2 separate regions of the Mus musculus genome follow, and region 2 is linked to region 1. Evidence: chromatin loops called from intact Hi-C (ENCODE). Cell type or tissue: left cerebral cortex. All regions are shown on one strand. Links, peaks and the distances in the headings refer to the core of each region. The heading gives the core; the rest is flanking DNA. Region 1 has its middle 16 kb from the start of 9630028I04Rik. Region 2 has its middle 3.8 kb from the start of Mir7218.

The links. A loop is a pair of places that touch in the nucleus more often than their neighbours do. Peaks named below come from ENCODE experiments on the same cell type or tissue, not always from the same donor. Only the 100,000 strongest peaks of a DNase experiment are listed, where the experiment ranks them.
Region 2: it touches region 1 in a loop (6-fold over the local background); 2 of 42 quality-filtered maps call a loop at or near these places.

Annotation. Positions count from the first base shown.
Region 1 is chr17:27,228,946-27,234,314 of GRCm38, forward strand. No RefSeq gene overlaps it. Among named protein-coding and RNA genes, the nearest start is that of 9630028I04Rik, 16 kb to the right of the region's middle. In left cerebral cortex, for the core only: a CTCF peak has its summit at 2,921 (motif pointing left); DNase peaks (open chromatin) are centred at 870, 2,287, 2,399, 2,832 and 2 more places.
Region 2 is chr17:27,359,238-27,364,606 of GRCm38, forward strand. No RefSeq gene overlaps it. Among named protein-coding and RNA genes, the nearest start is that of Mir7218, 3.8 kb to the left of the region's middle. In left cerebral cortex, for the core only: no CTCF peak of the experiment used is centred there; DNase peaks (open chromatin) are centred at 2,392, 3,185 and 4,909.

The DNA.
Region 1 (5,369 bases), core at 215-5,214:
GGAGAGCGTGGGCTGGCTCTGCTGCAGCACTACTGCTGTAGGTGGGCCTGCTCCTTAGTTCTCACGGGAGGGGTTCCCTGAGAAGATGATCCTAGCCCTCCTTCCCTCAGCCACGAGCATGTCAGATCCACACTGGGCCAATTTGTCAAAGCCCGTGGTGGCAGCCTGGCCCTCTCTGCCAGACCAAGGAAGAGGCTCTTCCTCTGAGAGTCTCCATCTGCAGAGGGGGTCCAGATCTGCATGGAACTGGCTTGGGACCTCACTGATAGATGCTGTGCACAGTGAGAAGATAGCTCCTTATGGGGTTAGATAGGCTGGGGTGGGCAGGGCTGGACAGGGTTAGCCTGGTAGAGTAAGGGCTAAAGAGATAGCTTGGCAGTTGAGCACTGGCTGCTCTTCTAGAGGATCTGGGTTTGATTTCCACCATCCTCATGAAGGCTCACAAATGTTTGTAACTCCAGTCCCAGGGGGTGCAATATCTCTGGCCTCCTTAGATGAGGACAGACATAAACACACACACACACACACACACACACACGAGAGAGAGAGAGAGAGAGAGAGAGAGAGAGAGAGAGAGAGAGAGAGTCCGTCCAGCTGGTCCACGGTCAGTGAGGATGGCAGGAAGACCGTCCAGACTCCACGAAAGCTAAACTCTCTCTGAGGGAGGGGGATAAGAGAGGCAGCCACTGAAAGCCGATCCTTGAGATCTGAGGAGAACACTGGAGCTTTGCAGAGGCTACCTGAGGCTGCCACCAGGGAATCTCCTCCTACAGAATGGTGGGTGGAGGCGAGTGATCTGGAGTCCAGAAGCTAGGAGTACGAGGGGGAACTCCAGGAAGGGAGGGGGTCAGAAGGCCAGGGTGTCTCTCAGTTCTGTGCCCTTCTGGCCAAGTCTGGGTGTGGGGTGTGTGTGCAATTGGCTGAGGTAACCTTCTTTCAGAACGTGGGTTTCTCTTCCCCCTCCCTCCTCCATTTCCTGGGTTTTGCTTCTTCATTGTTTTTCTTCTTAAAAGAAAAGAGCCAACACCAGCACCTGTCTCTCAGGCTCACGCAGAGTCTTTGCTGCTGTGGGTGGAGAGAGGTGTGGGAGTGGGGAGGGGACAGGGTGGGAGGGACAGGATTTCTGCTCCCAGAGGGCAAGTTAGCACAAGGTCACCTCCATGCTCACCCCCCCCCCTGCAGTTCGTGGGTCACGGCTCAGACCCCAGGAGGTACGGAGTTCCCTGCAGCAAAGCAGTCAGCATGAGCCCGAGGGCTCTGCCAGCCTCGGCCACCGGGCCCATTCCTATCAGGAGACTTGAGGGACTGTGCCCTCACCCCCACCTGACAATGTGATTCGGCTCCCTGAAGTTTGAGTGTCAGTTGCTAAAGACAGAGAGACTTGGCTTCCTCTGGGCAGGGCTGGGGCTCCCTGGTGTGTTCGGTCCAGGCTGTTTCTATCCAAAGCAGCTGCTCGTCCATTGTTCAAACCTAAAGCCTCCTACCATCAGACCCGAGGACCCAGGCCCTTCAGCAGAACACGTACAGACCTTTCAAACACGAGAGCATCCTTCTAGGCAGGGAGAAGCTGAGTGTGGGTGCCAGGAAGGGGGCAGGACTGGGTCATTCTGGGTGCTGTAAAGTGGATTGTGGGAGGTAAAGACATCAGTCGGGAGGCCAGAAGCAGGCTGGGAGATGAGGATGGGTGGGGACCAAGGATTCAGGTGCCAGGAGGCGCCTGGGGCCAGGTGCAAGGAAGCAGCAGACCACCTCCAAGATGTTGAAGGTCAGACAGGGCCAGAGGGGACCCGAGGGTGGGTTTGTTTGCTTAAGGGTGGGTGTTTTTGTTTTGTTTTAATTCTGAGTCTGGGTCTCACTGAGTTTCTTTGGCTGGCCTGGAATTACAATGTAGACCAGGCTGGCTTTGAACTCACAGAGACCCATCTATCTCTGCTTCCAAGTGCTGGGGCTACAGGTGTGTGGCACCACACTCAGCCTATTGTTCGGTTTTGAGACAGGTAGTCCAGGCTGGCCTTGAACCTGCTATGTAGGCAAGGATGGCTCTGTGCTGAGTCTCCTGCTTCTACCTCCCAAATCCTGAGGTTACAGGATGAGCTATCTCACCATCTCCCTCAGCTGGAGCCGAGCTCTTCCAGGTGGCTCCCTGAAGGAATTAGGAGGCCCCGGAACTGCTGAAAAGAGACAGGAGATGAGCAGATGACTGGGTGTGGGACCTGGTTTGCCTTGGATGGTGACTCAGAAATGCTGAGACACTGGGCTGCAAGACAAGGGCTATGCCAGGAGCCTTCCAGGCTGGAGCTACAAGTGCGTGTGTATGCGTGTGTGTGTGTGTGTGTGTGTGTGTGTGTGTGTGTGTGTGTGTGTGTAAGCCATGGAAGCCAACCAATGCTAGGATAAGCAGCTGCTTGCAGACACCCCAAACCATCGAGGAGAACACAGTGGCGTTTCTTCTCCCTCCCACCAGTCTCCAGTCAGCAGCCTCTATGGGCGAGACTGACAGGAAGCCAGCAGGCAATGTGCCTGGGAAGCTAAACGGTGGGATAGAAAATAACAAACAGCCTAAAACTACTGGGATAGCCAATGACAGTCAGCCCAAATGTGGGACTGGGGTCAGTGCAGACGTCCCCAGAAATGGGAAAGAGGAGGAGGAGGAGGAGGAGGAGGAGGAGGAGGAGGAGGAGGAGGAGGAGGAGGAGGAGAAGCAAAGCAAAGTGAAAAGTAACTATCCTCAAACACACTCCATGCTAAGAATGACTTTTTTAAAGATTAATTTTATGTATGCGAGTACACTGTAGCTGTCTTCACACCAGAAGAGGGCATTGCATCTCATTACGGGGGGCTGGCGAGATGCCTCAGTGGTTAAGAGCACTGACTGCTCTTCCAGAGGTCCTGAGTTCAAATCCCAGCAACCACATGGTGGCTCACAACCATCTGTAATGGTTGATCTGATGCCCTCTTCTGGTGTGTCTGAAGACAGCTACAGTGTACTTACGTATAATAAATAAATAAATCTTAAAAAAAAAAAGAATTAGGAACTGTTCCTTCAGTTTTTATAAAAAAAAAGAAAGAAAGAAAGAAAGAAAGAAAGAAAGAAAGAAAGAAAAAAAGAAAGAAAGAAAGAAAAGATCTCATTACAGATGGTTGTGAGCCACCATGTGGTTGCATTGAACTCAGGACCTCTGGAAGAGCAGTCAGTGCTCTTAACTACTGAGCCATCTCTCCAGCCCCTAAGAATGATTTTTGACTTTAGGCTTCAAATCCCCCTGCCTCCACCTTCTAAGTACTAGACGGGTACCACCATCTCCAGTTTACCTGGTGCTGGGGGTTCAAGTCCCAGCTGGGTAAGCGTGCTACCAACTTGGCTACATTCCTGGCCCCCAGAACTCTTGAGTAGCCTCTCTTCGTGAATGCCTGGGTCTTAAAAGCTCCATCACACATGGGTCTACATGTTTGATGTATAGGCACATCTGGTGCTGAGGAGCCCCAAGGAGGTCTCTCCAGCTCCCCCATGGGCTGTGGCCTCTGTTGAGCCCTGGCTAGGTGGGGCTTGGAGCTCAGAATTGCTGGACTCCTGTTTTTAGACAGACCCTCCCATCACCTCACCTCCAAACCCCTCCTCTCCTCTTTGTAGGGAAATGGACTTGTCAGAAACCTGCTTGTAGGACACAGAGAGGAAAGATGTGAGCAGGTGTGAAGTGGCTATGACAGCAACTGCTTAATATGGAAAAAGGGATCCAATGACTGCTTGGACAGGCAGGGAAGTAAACAGTCAATCTGAGCCTACTGGAAGGAAGACAGTGTGTGTGTGTGTGTGTGTGTGTGTGTGCACGTGCTCACGCATGCTCACACTCACAGGAAGGCAGCCAGCAAGAGCACAGGCTCACTGGTCACTCAACCAACCAGGAGACCCTGGTTCCAGTGCTGAGCTGCACCCACAGAGCAAGGTGTTGACAGGGGCTTTGGACTCTGTCCCATCCATTTCCTCCTCCGTGGTAGCCCAGGTGCCACCAGTGTCCCCAGCTTCCTTCCTCACCCACCATTTGTTTTTTCTGGGTTCCCTGCCAAAATGGTTCAGGGGATCCCTGAGGAATTCTCACACGTTCTCCACAGCCACAGCAGTGGCTCTGCCTGTGTGGTACCCAGTGTGACAACCATCCCGGCTCTGCCTGCAGGTGCCTTATCCACCCAGCCATCCCCTCCTACTCTCAAGGGAGGCATTTTCAGGCCAACGGCTTTCTCCCCCAATCCCCTCCCTCTAAGCTTTATTCCCAGTTTCCGGGAGGTTAAGCCAGCTTTCCTTAGGATTTGTTCTATGTAAAAAACAAAACTAAGTAGAACGTAAAGAAACATGGCTGAGGTGCTGGAGTCTCTGTGTCCTGGGTCTCTGTTACTCCCTAGCCCCCTGCCACGTGGCTCCAGCCTCAGCTGGGGTCCCCTCACTTAGATGCTCATGCTCAGGCCGCTGACTTCCCTGAGAGTGACTTTGGCCAGGGTACAGTGCCCTCCTTCCCCACCCTTCCTTCTGCTGAATGAAAGGGGACATACCAGCGAAGCCATGGCACCTCCAAAAACCATGTGCCCCAACCAAAGCTGCCCGTGCCAGCCCAGACAGGGTTCAGCCGGCACACAAAAGTCTGCCAAGTTGTTCTCCCGTCCTCAGGGCAAAGAGCTACTCCCTCCCATACCCCATCCCACAAAACCAAACAAACATGACTCAAAAAGCACTTTACCATTTCTGGTTGTTACCGTTGAAAATTATTGGGGTTCAGCTTGACTGTAGCCCCTTCTCATGAATATGGGGCGTCTTAGGTACTTGCTGAGATAAAACAGTGACCAAGCAACTTATAAAAGAAAGCGTTTAATCAGAGTTTTGGTTCCAGAAAGATACAGGCCATGGTGGCTGAACAAAGGTGTGGCAGGAGCAGCTGAGAACTCACATCTTGATCTATAACCAGGAGCAAAAGAGAAAGGAAGCTGACTGGAAATGGCAGAGTCTTTTGAAACCCCAAAGCCCTTCCCCCACTGCAGTGATACACCCATTCCAGCAAGGCCACACCTCCTAATCCTTCCCAAACAGTTCCAACTAATGAGATCGAGTGTTCAAGTCTCTGAGCCTGCGCAGGCCTTTCTCATTCCAACCACCACACTAGGGGTGACCGGCTGCCTAGCCAGGGCACTTTGAACACTGAATAGATGATGAATAGGATAGAGGCAGCCTGCCCAGTCTGTACTCTATAGTGTATATGATGTGTATAATATAGTATGTATACTGAGTGTATCATATAGTGTATATGGTATGTATGCTGTAGTATATATACTGAGGTGCTCCATATATGGTGGGCCTACCCTGACTCAGTAGCTCAGTTGTT
Region 2 (5,369 bases), core at 262-5,261, 130 kb after region 1:
CTAGGTGTGTAGGGGGCGGGGGATTACAGGCAAATTTGATCCTGACACAGAGATGCGACCCCTGTTCTCTCCCTTCTGTTTTCCGTGCTGATGTTCCATGGGAGGCCAGTGTAAGTCAAAGCCTCTAGCGGCTCTTTAGAGAGGGCAAGAGTGTCATTGATCCAGGCAATGGAGGTAAGGGTGAAAGCAAAAGGCTTTGGGAGTGCTTGTTAGTACAGGGTGGGGCGGGGCGTGGGGGGGGTGGCCCCCCCCCCCAGCTTTCCTGGGAGCAGGGATGAGAGCAGGAAGCAGGCAGATCAGGGTGAGGTCACTAAAAGCAGCAGGCCAGTGGTGCGGCATCTCCCAAGCCTTCCCCACTCCTCTCTTCTCTTAACCCTGCTTTCTCTGAGTCTTGGTTGCAAAGTGTGACTGCTCAGGGAGTTCACTGAACAAACTAATTTGCAAGTGCAGAACAAAGAACAAGAGATACTTTGTCCTAGGTCAAAAGGAAAGGAAACAAAATGACAAGTGTGTGTGTGTATGTGTGTGTAGGGGGACTGTCAGAACTTTCGAGAACTCTGAGGAACTTCAAAAGTATTTCTACATGACTTGCTGTCTGGCTGCCAGCCTCACACAATGCCCCTTCTTCCTGCCTCTGATAGACCCAGTGACTGTGTGGCCCCTAACAAGAGTTTCTGAGACCCAAACAGGAACAATATACTTTGCAGGTTAAGATTTCTGTTTGTAGTTAAAGACTAAGTTCCTATTTGTCCTATGTTAGGTTCTTGCAAGTCGAAGTTTCTGTTTGTAATTCCCAAGTTCCGTTTCTTAGCTCTGATTTACATCAGTACAAAACATAATTTTCTACCTACACTAAACTTGGGACCCTGTTCACTGGATCCCTGTTCACTGGATGTAATTACCCTGTTCCTTCACTTTCCTGGTATCTTTCTAACGATGTATAACAGGCAACTCTCCCTACCCTGTAAACACCTTATCTCTCCTATAAAAGGGACTTCAAGAGGCCAGTGGGGTCCCTTGGGTCAGTGGGCTGAATCAGAGTGAGACAGCTGGCTGGCCAGACCAGGGTCCACCCCAAACATAGCTTGTTTGACTTGGACAGTTGAGAATTTCGTCTTTTCTCCGTTAGGGAATAGTGGATCAGTCTTTTGCTTGCACCGGGCTGGTGCAGATGTTTCTCTCCCACAGCTATGACCTCAGTTTCCACAGACACCCACAATACCCCCTTGCCCCCAGCTGCCCCCTCATGGGCTGAACTTGATTCTAGGAGCTTTCACTCATAGACTGCCAAACCTCTCTCTCTCTCTCTCTCTCTCTCTCTCTCTCTCTCTCTCTCTCTCTCTCTCTCTCTCTCTCTCTCTCTGTGTGTGTGTCTATATATATACATACCCCACCCTGCTTTCTAGCTCTTCAGAACCCAATGCCCCTTGAGTAGCAGGAGGAGGTGGGACAATGGCCCTCTGAGAAGGTGCTCTGAGGAAAAGAGGCCAGGAGCAGAGGGTCAAGGCCCCCTATGTCTTGTGGGATGCTGTCTTGTGTACCCTACAGCTGTCTCCTCTCAGATTCTCACCAAACAGTCCCTACTGTGACTGCCTCTCAGAGGAGGCTGCAGATGCTGCTGCTGTTGCCCAAAGGAGGCTGTAGTCCTGTCAACTCCCCCGTCTTTGCCACAATAGCTGTTTTGAAGAAAGGACTATCTCCCTCAGCCCCCTCAGCTGCCATAGCCCCCCTGCCTGAGCATCCTGACTTTATCTGCTCCTCCTCCAGCAGCTCAGGGCCAGGTTTACTATCTGTGGGCAGCCTGGGGCTCTGAGCCTCTGTGGCCTCCAGGTAGAACATGGGTACCAGCTCCCAAGCCCTGGGCATCATGGGCCAGCCCTGCAGGAGAACAGCTTTAATGACCTTATGAGCAGTAATTACACCCCAGGGTCCATCTTAATAACCAGTATTCCCCGTCAGTGGGCCTTAATTGAAAATGAGTAGGCGACACAAGTTTCTGTGAAGTTGGCTGGCAAGCCCTTAACGTGATATTAATTGTAGTAATTAGTAGTCACTTTGTGTTGGAGTCATCTATAAATAGAGGGCCCATTAGTTTAGCAAAAGAGCATGATTTAAAACACAAACAAAAGCCCAATTAGTCAGCTAAATCACTCATCTTTTTGAGCAGATCCCCTGGTTGTAGCTAGACTAGCAGCAATCTAAGGGCACTGGTCAGTTTAAGGATTCTGAAGGCACACCCACTGCAGTGGCCCAACCACACAGCACTGTCTCTTTAAATAGGCCTGCCCCAGGAGGTGCTGGTCCTTGGAAGGTTCCAACAGACTCTTACTTTATTGGCACAGGTAGCTGTCACATTTCTCCCTCTGCTTTCTGATTGGTTTCCCCCCAGAAGCACAAAAGAACTTCTTAAAGGTACAGTTGCACCATGCACAGCCAGACTCTGGGAGAATGAATGGGTGGTGAAGGGCAGTGGGGCGGGCATCTCTCCTGAAATGCAGCTCTGGACGGTCCAGACAGAATGACCCACCAATGCCAAGTGCCTCGGGACCCAAACAGACTTGGGGAGCACAGTATTCCTCAGACTTGAGGGCACACATTTAAGGTGGACCCAGTATTCTTCACAGCCTTGAGAGGGAACACATTTGAGGTAGACTCAGCATTTCCCACAGTCATGAGGCACAAGTGTAAAGTGGCATGGCCCCGAATAGAAGGTGGCGGGTGTGGAGAGGACTCAGGTGCAAAGTGAGGCAGCTAGATTCCCAGCACTTCCTGTTTGGGGAAACACACAGGTCTGTGTGTGTGTGTGTGTATGGGTGTATGGGGTGGGGGCTGCTGCCAAGATGCTACCACCTGGGCACAGGTCCCGCCAGGTGAGGCAGACTACCAGAGACCTGGTGCTCTGAGCAATCTTGCAAGCCCTTCCCTGAGCTGCTCCTGCCTGCCCCCGCCCCGCCCCCACTCCTGTGCCGACCACTGGGGTTGCTCTTGATGAAATTTGCATTTTATCAGAGATACAGCCACAAGATGTAGCAGCCATTTCTGAGCATAGTAAGAAAAGTTGTCTGCTCCCCCTCATCCGAGAATGAGAGCAGCACAGCACGCGTGGGCCGCCCTTGTCCTTCCTTATACTCTTTTTTTATATCACTCAGTACTTACAACAGGTGGCCAGGCTTGCTATTTTGAATGTCCTATTTGACAAAATAAAACATTGGCAACCCTATGTTGGTCCCGAAAATATCTTGTGGAGATTTTTGCCAGGGGATGAAATCCAAGTGTCTGGGACTGTTGAGCTAAACGGCGGAGTCAGGAACTTGCGGCAGAGTGAGTCATAGCTATATAGCTTTATTCATGGAGGATGATTGTGGGGTGGGGGTGGGGGGGTGGGGGTGGGAGGTGGCGTGAAATGTGGACATTTATTGACATGTTTCCCACGATGAGAGCTGAACATAGATAAAGAACTATGTGGAGTTGTGGGGGCCATCCTGCCCAACTTGCTGTGAGTCTTATCATGAGTGCGGAAACTTGTAGCGGTGTTTGCTACTTTGTGGGTTCTTCCTTTTTCCACCCTTTCAACCCCCTAACAGTATATAGGGGAGGAAAAAGGCTTGAAAGGAAAGAGTTATCTACTGGAAGATTTCTTTTGAGGATTAGGAGGGTAGACTGGAGCTCCTTGGGGCAAGTTTAAGCTTCACCATCCAGATAGCTGATTTCTTCTTCTTGTTGGTTCTTCTTTGTGCACAACTACTTACAAACCCCAACCACCAACAGCCAACAACAACCAACCAACAAACCAACAACAACTCACTCTGCCTCTCGGGGCCATAGCATTTATATACCCTCCAAAAAGTCTCCAGAATTCCAAACGTCACACAATTTATCTGTAGCTGGCAAAATCACGCCCCTGCTAGAGCACGAGGCAAATCCAAGTCAGCTGCTGTGGACAGCCTGAAACTAGCCCTATCCCTCACCTGGGACCAAAACAAAAACATTCTTACAATACAAAATGCCAAAACTGTCACTATAAAACAGAGGCTCAGCCCGGGAGAGAACAGTGCCAAGCCTTGCACGGCGATTAGATAGATAGCCCAGGCTCTCCTCGCCACTACTTGCCGGTAGCCTAGCTGCCCAGGTCCTGCAGGAAGCTAGGACAGCGGAACCTGTGTCACTTCCTGGAAACGCAAAAATCTGACACAGTTGATAACCAGTCACATCATATGCAAAAATTAGCTCTTAAGTCAGGCAGGGATACAGCTTGGTTGTAGAGCACTTGTTAAACCCAAGTAAGGCCCCAGGTTCAATCCTCAGTACTGATTAAAGGGAGGAAGAAAAAAATTAAAGACATATGTAAGAGCCAAAATTAGAAAAGTATAGTCACCATGATGTCTGCTCTTGTTCCTCCTGAAGGTCCCTCAAAGGTCAATGTGTTAAAATGCTTGTTCCCAGCTTGCCTCTAGTCTCAGTGTTGTTAAGAGAGAGGAGCCTGGAGGGCTCCTTTGAGTCATTGGGGGTGTTCCCTCCAGGGCAGTGTGAGGATCAAATCTCAAAGCCTTTGTACTTCTGGGCCAGGAGGGAATGGTTTCTCACCTCAGCATACTCCCACCCATGATGAGTGGTCCACCTCAACAGAGGTCTAAAAACAACACAGCCACCTAGCTGAAGGTTGCAGCCTCTATAGATGTCAAAATAAAAAAAAAAAAATTGATCTGTTCTTATTCAGTAAAACAAGCCTTGAACTTCTTACTCTCCTGCCTCTCCTTCCTGAGTGCTGGGATTACAGAATTGTACCATCACACCCGACTTACAAGTCGGCTACTGGGGTATTTGTTGTCATGGCAGGAAGCTGGCTGGCGGCCTCAGATCTGGTGATGGAATCTCAGTTGTGAGGGCACATGACGGCACTGGTGCCCAAGAAAAGAGACAAAGCCAACGGTGTGGGAATTAAAAAAAACTTGTGCTTCAAAGATTCAAGAACAAGAAGACAATGTGCAGAAAAGGTGACGCTCTCTGCAAATTGCACCTCTTAGCAGTGGACTCTGTCTGATATCAAGGACTCTGAGGACTCAAAAAAGACAAGAGATAAATGATTTAAGCAGAAATGTCTTCAGCGTCTAAATGGCAGTCAGATCTGGTCCACCATGAAACATCATTAGCCTCCAAGGGAGTGAAATCAAAGCCTCAGTGAGATGCCACCTTACACTGGGATGGGCAATCTCGAACCTTCTAGAAGGACTGGTGAAGTAGAAGGATCTGAACCTCCCTCCTTGGGTGGAATTTGACAAGACCTCTAGGGGAGGGGTCTGGAAGTTCCAGAACAGTCACAGGCTGAGGAACCCCACCCACCCCTTGGTGGACGCCCACAAGAACGGAAA